Regions from separate parts of the Homo sapiens genome. Here region 1 is linked to region 2. The links are chromatin contacts, found by Hi-C or POLR2A ChIA-PET in ENCODE. All regions are on one chromosome and are shown on one strand. Each heading gives the region's core, a stretch centred on a gene start or an enhancer-like site at or near the end of the contact. The rest is flanking DNA. Distances are from core to core; before and after follow the strand shown.

The links. Hi-C counts contacts between places; a loop is a spot of excess contacts on that map. ChIA-PET counts read pairs that join two places held with the same protein, here RNA polymerase II (POLR2A). Pooled maps may share reads with other maps.
Region 1: a map of dorsolateral prefrontal cortex shows a loop between it and region 2 (4-fold over the local background). The contact joins the promoter of LOXHD1 here to the enhancer-like site in region 2. A Hi-C loop is called at or near these places in 2 of 168 maps with a recorded cell type or tissue (dorsolateral prefrontal cortex and posterior cingulate gyrus), 1 of 37 single-sample maps with no recorded cell type and 7 of 50 pooled maps. POLR2A ChIA-PET finds 5 or more read pairs at or near these places in 1 of 52 experiments (GM12878).

What each region holds. Positions count from the first base shown.
Region 1 is chr18:46,654,015-46,659,810 of GRCh38, reverse strand. It overlaps LOXHD1 (lipoxygenase homology PLAT domains 1), which reads left to right and starts at 2,591. Exons shown (of 41, transcript NM_001384474.1): 1 at 2,591-2,907. The coding sequence starts at 2,778. RefSeq lists enhancers at 1,534-1,583, 1,394-2,343.
Region 2 is chr18:46,856,398-46,861,481 of GRCh38, reverse strand. The region is part of intron 3 of PIAS2 (protein inhibitor of activated STAT 2); the gene reads left to right. Among named protein-coding and RNA genes, the nearest start is that of PIAS2, 59 kb to the left of the region's middle. RefSeq lists an enhancer at 1,725-1,794. Within about 2 kb of position 1,506, at least 2 of the 41 ENCODE cell types and tissues checked have a DNase peak (open chromatin) inside an H3K27ac peak, as active enhancers do; they include GM12878, where a contact is called at or near this core.

The sequences.
Region 1 (5,796 bases), core at 1,342-3,841, 200 kb after region 2:
AGGCATCCATGTTGTAGCATGTTTCCCGACTCCCTTCCTTTCTATTGTTGAGTATTATTGCCTGTACAGATGTACCTCAGTTTGTTTACCCACTGGCCAGGTGATGAATGCCTGAGTTGTGTCCAGTTTTTGGTTATGAATAAAGCTTCTATGAATATTTACATACAGATCTTGTGTGGATATCCTTTTTCATTTATCTTAGGTAAATACCAAGGAGTGGAATTTCTGGGTTGCATGGGAAGTATTTGCTTTGCTTTATTTTCCAAAGTGGCTGCACCATTTTACACTCCAACTAGCAGTATGAGAGTTCTGGCTGCTCATGTCCCTATGAACTCTTGGTATTTGTGAGGGTTAATTTTTGGTGTCAACATGACTGGTTGTGCCCTCAATGTGGGTGGGCACCATGCAATCGGCTGGGGGCCCCGACAGAACAAAGAGGCAAAGGAAAGGTGAATGTTTTATCTCTCTCCTGGAGCTGGGACACCCTTCTTCTCCTGTCCTTGGGCATCAGAACTCTAGGTTCTCCAGTCTTTGGACTCTGGGACTTGCTCCATCACCCGCTCACCACCAGGTTCTCAGGTTTTGGGCCTGAGACTGAGAATTACACCACGGGTTTCCCAGGTTCCCAGGCCTTCAGACTTGGACCCACCACACTACCAGCCTTCCTACGTCTCCAACGTGCAGACTGCCTGTTGTGGGACTTCTCGGCATCCATAATCCCATGAGTCAACGCCCCTAGTAAGCCTCCTGTCATATATCTACTGATCTGTATATCCTAGTGGTTCTGTCTGTCTGGAGAACCTTGAAATAATACAGAAATAATATAGAATTATTTCCCTGACCTCCTAGCCAGTGTGTTCCAGTACCATGGGATTCTCTAAAAATATTTTGATTTCAGCTTTTAAAGTTCTAAGAAACAGCCGGGCGCGGTGGCTCACGCCTGTAATCCCAGCACTTTGTGAGACCGAGGTGGGCAGATCTCGAGGTCAGGAGTTCGAGACCAGCCTGACTAACATGGTGAAACCCTGTCTCTACTAAAAATACAAAAATTAGCTGGGCATGGTGGCGTATGCCTGTAATCCCAGCTACTCGGGAGGCTGAGGCAGGAGAATCACTTGAACCCGGGAGGCGGAGGTTGCAGTGAGCCGAGATCACACCACTGCACTCCAGCCTGGGCGACAGAGGGAGACTCCGTCTCAAAAAAAATTCTAAGAAACGTTTTATTATCTTTTCCCTGAATGGGTACTCGTGTAAAATGAGTTTTCTTAGTAGATTCCTAGAGATCCTTAAGGAAGGTCTCTTCCTGAAGAATCCAGGTGTGTAAACCACATATTGCCAGAAGGGGGCGCGCGCCACCCACCATTAAACTTCACTCCTGGTCCTCAGAGGACTTTGAGCTGCTTCAAGGGCGGCCCCTCAGCTGAATAGGGGAAGAGGGGAGGTTGATCTTTCCTGGGTAGGAACGTTCGGGGTTAGAGATGCCTCCCCCTAGTGGAAGATTTGGATGGCTCCAAAGAGCAGGGCAGGACCAAAGCTGCCCCAGGCTGCCGGGGAGGCCTGTGAGTGCCGACTGCTCCTCAGGCGTCCGCTCCAAATCCTCTCTTCCTCTCCACCTGAAATTCCCCTTTAGAGTCACTATTTTGGCTTAGAGGACAAAATCACACGTGTTGCTTCTAGAGGACTCCTGTTAGCACACCTAAGTTACCTGAGAAGCGATTCAGGGACCCTCAACATGGCTGCACATGAAAGTCACCAGGAGCTTTAAAAACTGGGGCCCAAGCTGCGTCCCAAACCAAGCAAATCAGAATCCTTGGGGATGGGACCCACGCATTAGCGTTCAACACCTCTCTGGGGGCTTCTGGTGTGCAGCCCGGGCTGTGCGCCCTGGGGTAGGAGCTTGCTGATGCCCTCCCGTGAGTCCAGGTGGTGAGCTGATCTAGTTAGTGAGTTCACCTGGGAGGGCATCGGCTACGATGATGTTTAAACTTTAGTGCATATAAAGCTCACCTGGCAGGGGGAGCGGGGAGAGTTTTCTGGTGCCCTAGCTTTCCTCGTGCCCAGAGGCCACTTCCGGAAGCCCGCAGTCTTGATGAGATGGAAGCAGAGAGAGAGAACGAGAAGGATCCAGCGAGAACCCCGCCTGCTCCGTAAGACGATCAGAGGTCATGAATAATGGAGAGAAACGGGGGCCTTTGAGTCCTGGGAGCCTGGCTGATTCCGGGGCCCCGCCTTCCTCAGGAGGGTCCCGTGTGGGCTGTAAGGCTTGGGAGATCTCCTGGGTGAGGAGCCCTCACCTGTCCCTGGGGTGGCCTGGAGGGATCCCAGGTGACCCCCTGGCTGTGAGGCCAGGTGGGAAATGGACTTCAAGGGCTCCGTGTCACCTGATTCTCCATAGGGAGGAGAGAGGGCTGGTGGGGAGGGGAGAGAGGAAGGAAGTCAGCCTGCCCTCAGCGCCATGAATAAGTGATGAGGCCCAAAGAGAAGCCCCGGGGCAGGTACAGAGGAGGAGGAGGTGGCTCACCAGAGGGTGGTGGGAGGGGACAGGGACAGGAGGTTCAGAGATAAGGCACTGAGGTTCAGCTCAGGAGCCAGAGAAGGCAGAGGGAACAGCACCTTGGGCACGGGGAAGCCAAGAAAACGGGGCACTCTGGCCCACCCAGGCCTGAGCTATAGGAGGGCCGTGGGCGCCAGAGCTCAGGGAGGAGGTCTCAGGTTCCCGCAGGTGTGAGGAGGCGGCACAGTGAGCCTGCGAGCGCTGGGAGAAGGCAGCCGACAGAATGATGCCCCAGAAGAAAAGGCGGAGGAAGAAGGACATCGACTTCCTGGCCCTGTACGAAGCGGAGCTGCTGAACTACGCCTCGGAGGACGACGAGGGGGAGCTGGAACACGAGTACTACAAGGCCAGAGGTGCGGGGTCCCAGCCTGCGGGGGGCGGGTGGTGCAGCTGGCTGCGGTGGGCAGGGGTCTGTTCCTGTCTATGGGGAGTCATTCTAAGATTTCGGAGCAAGCCCTTCCTCACTGATTATCCCATGTGTCTGTTCCATATCCCCTCGGAGTAAGAAGGCAGGCATTATGCAGGGATGGTGGGGTCCCTGTTGTACAGACAGGTGGAGCAACTTGCCTTTAGCCCCCGATTCTCAGTGGAACAGAATAGACTAGAGCCACAGTGCCCCCATGGCCCCATGTTCTCCAGCTCCTGAACATCCCCAAAGCCACGTTCCAGTCTGGTCCCCGAGTAGGTGGTCTGCATCAGGCAGAGCGCCCTGAACTGCTGGGGTCATGAAAGGATGTCTTGGGGAGGAAGCCTGACAGCTCATCCTATGCCCACTGTGGTTGATGGAGACAGGGAGCCTGGGGCTTTGCAAGGAGATGTCCATCCCATATGTCGAAGGCGGCCGGTGCTCTGGACCCCAGGGCCTTGTCCTTCTAGTCTCATCTTTCCCTGGGCCACATGAGACCTGCTTGAAATTGCTCTAACTCCTTGCCAGGTAAACCAAAGAAGTGAACTGTGACCCTAGAGCTGGTTTTGGCCAGCAGAGTTTAAGTTGTTTTTTTCCTTTCCAGCGTTTTGAAATCCTTTTTTCTGTGAATGCCAATAGGCTGTGGACGTCCAGCTTATCACAGTCTCCACCACTCCCTGTCATCTCATACTAGGTCTGGTTTACTCATCAGTGCTGCCTGCCTAGTCTCTGAAGCCATTTAAATTCTCAATGCTGACTCCAAAGTGGCTCACCAGTCCCCGTAAGCGCCATAGTCATCCATGCATTCACTCATTCATTCATTCAGCAAGTATTTATTGAATGTGTGCTCTGTGCCTGCCCATGGCCTTGTTTGTCTTCCCCTTTCTCCCTCTTCCTGTCCTCACTCTGAAAGCCCAGTTCTGATCCCATCTCTTCCATGAAGCCCTCCTTGATTCCAGTCCACCATGAGTTCCCTGATTACATCCAATTCATAATTGTTCCATTGTTTCCTGCAAAGCTTGTCCAGCTGTGTCCGGCTTGCAGCCACAGTCACCCTAAACTCCGTGAGGGTGGGGCCTTGCTGTACTTGTCTTTAGTCCTCATCATTCAGCCCCTGCACAGTCCTGGGCTTAGAGGAGGTAGTCTCAGCTGAGATCAGGAAGGCTGTGGCCCCTTTCCAGGTACAGAATCCTGGGTACCTCCAAGGGTAGAAGGGGGGGCTGTAGTAGGAGGAAGTGGGCCCAGGAAAAAGGAAGCATCCGCCACCTTCTAACAGTACATGTGCCTCAAGCTCTGACCCTCTTGTGAGGGGAGGGGCTGGGAGGTGAGACATCAGGGCAGCATCCCCACCATGTGTGCTTGGCTTCCCAGGTGATTCTCCCCAGCCACGTGACTGTTGGTGAGATCATTCTAGAACCTCTCACAGCCAGCAGCACACTGTTGACTTCTGTTTACGGGCTCTGCATGCCTCAGTGTGGCCATAATGATCGTTCTCCTTTTTATCCTTTCAGAAGCCTTTTTACTAATGTTCTCATGTTTGATCCTTAAGATCCCTGAGCACAGTCAAGGCAGGCGGATCAGCACCACTTCACAAGTTAAAGACTGAGGCCCTGAGACATTAAGTGACTTGAGCAAGGTCACAAACAGGATGGACAACAAGAACCTCAAATATCTTTTTCGAGGCAAGCGCCCCATTTCATCTCATGATGCTGCCAAATAGGATCATGCACCATGCACCAGGCACTGAGTTAAGCACTTTATTCATGTTAACTAATTTCATCTTCATGATGACACATTGCAGCAGATGTGTTATCCTTTTTTTTCAGATGAGGAATCTGAAGCACAGAGAAGTTAAGTAACTTGCCCAAGATCACACAGCTAGCAAATAGCAGAGTTAGGATTTGAATCCAGCTGGTCTGGCTGGTCCTTGGTCTTGTACTGCCCGATTTTGACTGTGGTAAAAATAGCTGGAGAAGAGCAAGTGGAGGTGGGTGCCACGCTGACATTTCTAAGGGAACCATGGATTCTCCTGTCTGTTGCAGGGTACTGCCTATAAATGTGGATGATGCTAACGGTGGTCACATGCTGAGCTCCAGCTGTACTGTCATTGTCACCCTCTCAGTGCTAGAACAACGGTTCCCCCACTTCCTTTGAACTCTGGGCTCTGGTGTTACGTGGAGAGTCTTGATGAGTGTGATGGGGAGGAAGAAGGAGGGAAGAAAAGCCTAGGTGTTCCTTCTCTCTTCTTAGGCTACCTTCTGGCTACCCTGGGATTCCCCAATAACCAGAGGGAGGAGAGCAGCTCCCTCAATGCTTTGAGGGCAGGCTGAACGTGGCACATTGCTCTCTCTCCTAAGACAGGGCCCATGATGGGAAGAATAACTCATTCCAGAACTGGAGAGTAGAAGGGGGCCTCAGAGGCCACCCTGCACAGGCTTCCAGCCCCGGAGGCATCTCCTCTCCTGCATCCTAGACAGGAGTCCCCCAGCATCTGTTGGGATGCAATTTTCCAAGGCAGCTTCCTTGGGGATGTTGTCAATGGAAATGATAGCAATGATTTCTCTCTTAGTCCATTGGTGCTGCTATGCCAGAATACCTGAGACTGGTGATTTATAAAGAACATATTTTTTTTTCTTCCTCAAAAATTCTGGAGGCTGAGAAGTCCAAGATCAAGGTGCCAGTATCTGGTGAGAACTTTCTTGCTGTGTTCCCACATGGCAATAGGCAGAAGGACAAGCCCCTTTATAACGGCACCCAATCCCTTTCACGAGGGGGAAGCTCTCATGGCCTAATCACCTCTTAAAGGCCCCACCCCTTAATACTATCACAATGGCAA
Region 2 (5,084 bases), core at 257-2,756:
ATAAATATTTTGCAAAGATAACTTTGCAACTAGGCACCTAGTATTCTGTTTTTCCTCAAACTTTTGCAGATTAATTCAGTGTTCACTCGTGAATCTTGGCTTTAGTGGTTACTTTAGCAAAAACATTCTTGTGTTCTGTTGTCCTTAATCTTTTTTACATTGAGATTATTTTATTTTTACAAGGAGGAGCTGTCTCCTTTTCTTTTCTTTCTTTCATTCATTCATTTTGTTTGTTTATTTTTTGAGACAAAGTCTCACTCCGTCGCCCAGGTTGGAGTGCAGTGGCACAATCTCGGCTCACTGTAACCTCTGCCTCCCAGGTTCAAGCGATTCTTCACCATGCCTGGCTAATTTTTGTATTTTTAGTAGAGAAAGGGTTTCACCATGTTGGTCAGGCTGGTCTTGAACTCTTGACCTCAGGTGATCCGCCTGCCTCGGCCTCCCAAAGTGTTGGGATTACAGGTGTGAGCCACCACACCCGGCCTTTTATTTTATTTTATTTTTGAGAGAAGGTCTTGCTCTGTTGCCCAGGCTGGAGTGCAGTGGTGGTGATCATGGCTTGTTGCAGCCTTGACCACCTGGGGTCAAATGATCCTCCCATCTCAGCCCCACAAGAAGCTAGGACTACAGGTGTACAACACCACACCTGGCTAATTTTTATGTTTTTTATAGAGATGGGGTCTCACAGTATTGCCTCGGCTAGTCTCAGACACCTGTGCTCAAGTGATCTTCCCTCCTTTGTCCCCCAAACTATTGGGTTTACAGGTATGGCTTTACAGATGTGAGCCAGCATTCCCAGCCCGTTTATTCGTTTATAACAGTGTGGACTCATGGGTGCTCTATGAGTTATATTCCAGTGTTACAGTAATTGATATGCTCAAATTGTTCTATCTTTGGCTATTAGAAGTTCTTTCAGGTTGGCTCCTATGCCCTTTTGATATACCTCTCTCCCTGAAACCCACTTTGAGCGCTCTTTAATTTCTTGCAACAAAAATGCTGAAGGCTTATCTTGTATTTTCTCTGCTGCAACTGTGGAATTGATCAGTTCTCCAGGGAGCCCTGGTTTCTCTCATTAGGCTTTATTTTGTAACACTACTTTCCAAAAAAAGTGATCTATTTGATCTAGCATATTGTACATTCTGGATTCGGATGATTGCTTCTTGTGTCATTTAACTACTTCTCTCCCCATGTTTCTCAAACTTTGCTGCATATTAGCATCAGCTGGGGAGATTTAGGAAATTCTCATACTCAGGTTTTATCCCACATCAGTTAAATTAGAATCTCAGGATTGAACCCAAACATGAGTGGTTTTTAAAGTTTCCCAGGTTTCTGGTATGCAGCCAACTTGAGAACCACAGCTGTGTTTCTAGCTCCCTCCCCTTTGCCTGTAGTGGTAGTAAGATCTAGACTAGACGCTTGAATACATTCTTGTCCAGGTTTTTTTGTTCTTTCTGTTACATCTTGTGAAGATTGAACATTGGATTCAGTTCTCTTTTTGGCTTTAGCGCTGCTCCTTCCATTTGGTACTAGTATATTTTTAACCATGCTCTCAGTTCCTCACACTGACTTCTTGTACCCATTTTAAGGGATCAATCTGGGATTCTCTTCTTGCTACTCTATGATAATATTCATTAATGTGCTTTGTTATTTTTATATGGGTGGCTGCAAAATTACCAACACCTCCCTCTAGACACCTTTTTCAGTGCCTCTCCTTTGACCTACAAGGGCATCAAGCACAACACATCTAAAATTGAGCTTGCCTTCCATCAAACCTGCTTATCTTTTGTTCTTTTATTCATTCATTTAGCACACATTTATTAACTGTCTACTATGGACCAGACAATATTCCAGGCACCAAAGATGCGAAGTTGAAAAACAGACTGGCCTCAAGGAGATTTTTGCTTAGTATATTTCCTTCTGCATTACTCGTTTCCTTAATGGCATTGGAATCTGCCTTGACAGAGGCCTCTTTGTGATAGGCCACTCTTCATTTACCACATCCTGTCTGTTTGCTGCACTTCATTGATTCTTTTTTTTTTTTTTTTTTTTTTTTTGAGACGGAGTCTCGCTCTGTCACCCAGGCTGGAGTGCAGTGGCGTGATCTTGGCTCACTGCAAGCTCTGACTCCCGAGTTCACGCCATTCTCCTGCCGCAGCCTCCTGAGTAGCTGGGACTACAGGCACCCACCACCACGCCTGGCTAATTTTTTGTATTTTTAGTAGATACAGGGTTTCACCATGTTAGCCAGGATGGTCTCGATCTCCTGACCTCATGATCCACCCGCTTCGGCCTCCCAAAGTGCTGGGATTATGGGCGTGAGCTACCGCGTCTGGCCCTTCATTGATTCTTTTATGTCATTCTGAATATTTAAAACTCAGCAAGGCAACTCTACCTTTGAGGGAGCTAGTATGGTCTTTAGAGTAATACTAAGTATAAAGTGAATTCTGAACCAACCACTTAGGTCCGTATGCCCCTAGACAGGTGACTAAACCTCACTTTCTCAGCATGCAAAATTGGAATAATGATCACCACCTCACTGGGTGGTTTGGGAGATTGATGCTATAACTTGCTCTGCCTCTTCTTGTCCTGGTGAGTAGCATGGCCATCTCTTCAGTTGCAGCATTCCAAAACCTGGATACCCTCCTAGAAACTCCCCTTCCCTTATCCTGCCTTCTCACATCTAGTCATTCATCAAGTCTTACCATTTTTTATGTGTGAATATCACTCAGTGGTATTTATGTTTAATAGCTTTCAGGCCCTCATTTGAAATTACTATTATTTTTTGAGCCAGGGTCTTGCTCTGTCACCCAGGCTGAAAGTACAGTGCCGCAATCAAGGCTCACTGCAGCCTTTAATGTCCGGGCTCAATTGATCCTCCCACCTTAGCCTTCTGACTAGCTGGGACTATAGGCATGTGCCACCATGCCTGGCTGATTTTTCTATTTTTTGCATAGATGGGGTCTTGCTGTGTTGCCCAGCCTGGTCCTGAACTCCACCTACCTCAGCCTTCCTAAATGTTGGGATTACAGGCGTGAGCCACTGCGCCCAGCTTCAAGCCCTTGTTTTTTGCCTCTTCAATTGTAATGGTCTCCTAATTATGAGATCTTTCCATTAGAAAGCTCCTACATATGATCTTTCTAAAGCCCATTCAGTTTTTTCTCTTTGATGCTTTAAACACACTCTAATGGTACCTCATAAAGTCCACACTCCATTGCCTGGCAGTTGTTTTCAACATCTTGCTCTGCTTTTTTTTTTTTTTAATCTTATCTCCTGTTACTCTTTTCTAACAACCTGTACTCTGACTAGGCTTTCCCATTTGTGTTTCCTAGGTTAACTATGGTGTTCACATCTTTGCACCTTTGCCGCCTTTTTTCTCTGTACTCTGCCTGGCAAACTTCTTGAGTCATGTTTCAAGGGCCAGTTCAATTCATACGTCCCCTGTGATGCCTTTCCAGATTTGCTTTAATGTGTCATTTGTCTCTCACTGTGCCATGTACTTATTTTCTGTTAAGGCATCATTGCATTTATTTCACTGCTTGCATTTGCAACCTTCTTAATGAAAGCAGCATTCTTCTACTCATTTTTATCACCTCACAACCCATTACAGTACCTAGCATATGGTAAATGCTTCTTTTGTATCTGATGGACCAGTATGTAAAACTTCCTAGAACAGTGATTGGCAGAAATGAATGTCAGAAGATGCCTTGGTCATTACTCATAATGTTTGTGAAGATATTTAGCACATTGTATTTCCCAGTTTTTGTTAATTTCCCTTGCCAGAATAAAGTGTAACTCCTTAGTGAGCTGTTCAAAACCCTTTATGCCCCCATCCATCTTTCTAGGCTCATGTCTTGTCTTTTCTCTTTCTTCACATCGTGTTTCCCATCTAACAAGTTTCTGATCTGTATCTCTGTCCTTTCTTTTTTTCTGGGAATTACTGCACTAGATACCCACAGTTACTCATGTTCCTAGTGGAGCCACTAAGCAGAAGTAGGCAGAACCACTGCTGTAAAAACCCTGTTTTCTAGTTAGATTGGACTAATTGTGATAATGACCTTGAACTTTCAAGACAAAAATTTTCCCTTTTTCTGTAGCACTTACTTTTTATAATGTACTGTACCACTTACCATATTTTATTTTAGGTGTTGTATTTCTGTTACCTACTTAGCATATAAATCCTTTGAAGCAAATACTGTGTTGTATTTGTCTTTGAAGCTCCAGCACCCAGAATATGAAATGTGTCTTGATATGAATGAGTGGAGTGATATGGGTTGCTCAGAAGAGGTCAGTATTGTCAAGGATATGGGGATGTTTTGAATAGCCATTTGAGAAGGCTGCTCTTGGTAAGGAGAACAGTGGGAGCAGTGGAAACAGTCACAGCAGCCAGCTGCTCCCATGTGTTGAGCACATCTTATATTTAGGCACTTGACATGTGTTGTTAACATGTTTAATTGTCACAGCAACTTGATGAGGTTGGTGCAGTAATTTTCCATCTTTAACAGATGTAGAAACTGAGGCACAGAATGGTTAAGTGATTTGCACAATGTTGTGCAGCTTGGGACTGTAGAACTTAAGGTGGTTGTCACTGCTGTGCTTTACTGCCTTCCAGTGGAGCTCGAGGATTGGGAACGGTGAGTAGACTGGCCCAGTTAGAGCACCATGGGGGCTCAGTGTACTCCAGTCTTCTCAAGAAAGGACTACACTCTAGTGATCTTCTCTCTGACAGAGTCCAAGATTTATGACAATGGCTAAGGGCAATACTTTTTAAAACTGTAATGTGTATACATGTCACCTGAGGATCTTGTTAACATGCAGATTCTAATTCTATAGGTCTAGGATGGGGCCTGAGAGTCTGCATTTCCAACAAGCTCCTAAGGAATAAGTGCTGCTTCCCCGTAGACTCCATGTTGCGTGGCAAGAGTTTGGAGGGTTCAGTATGAAATATATTTTACATGGGACCATTAGATTCTCATCTAGAAATTATAAGAGGTTCTGTATCTTTAATTGGATACATAATTATGAAGTTGCATGGTATGGAGATGCTGAGACTCTAGGCACTAATTCTTTATCCTGGGTCTATATTA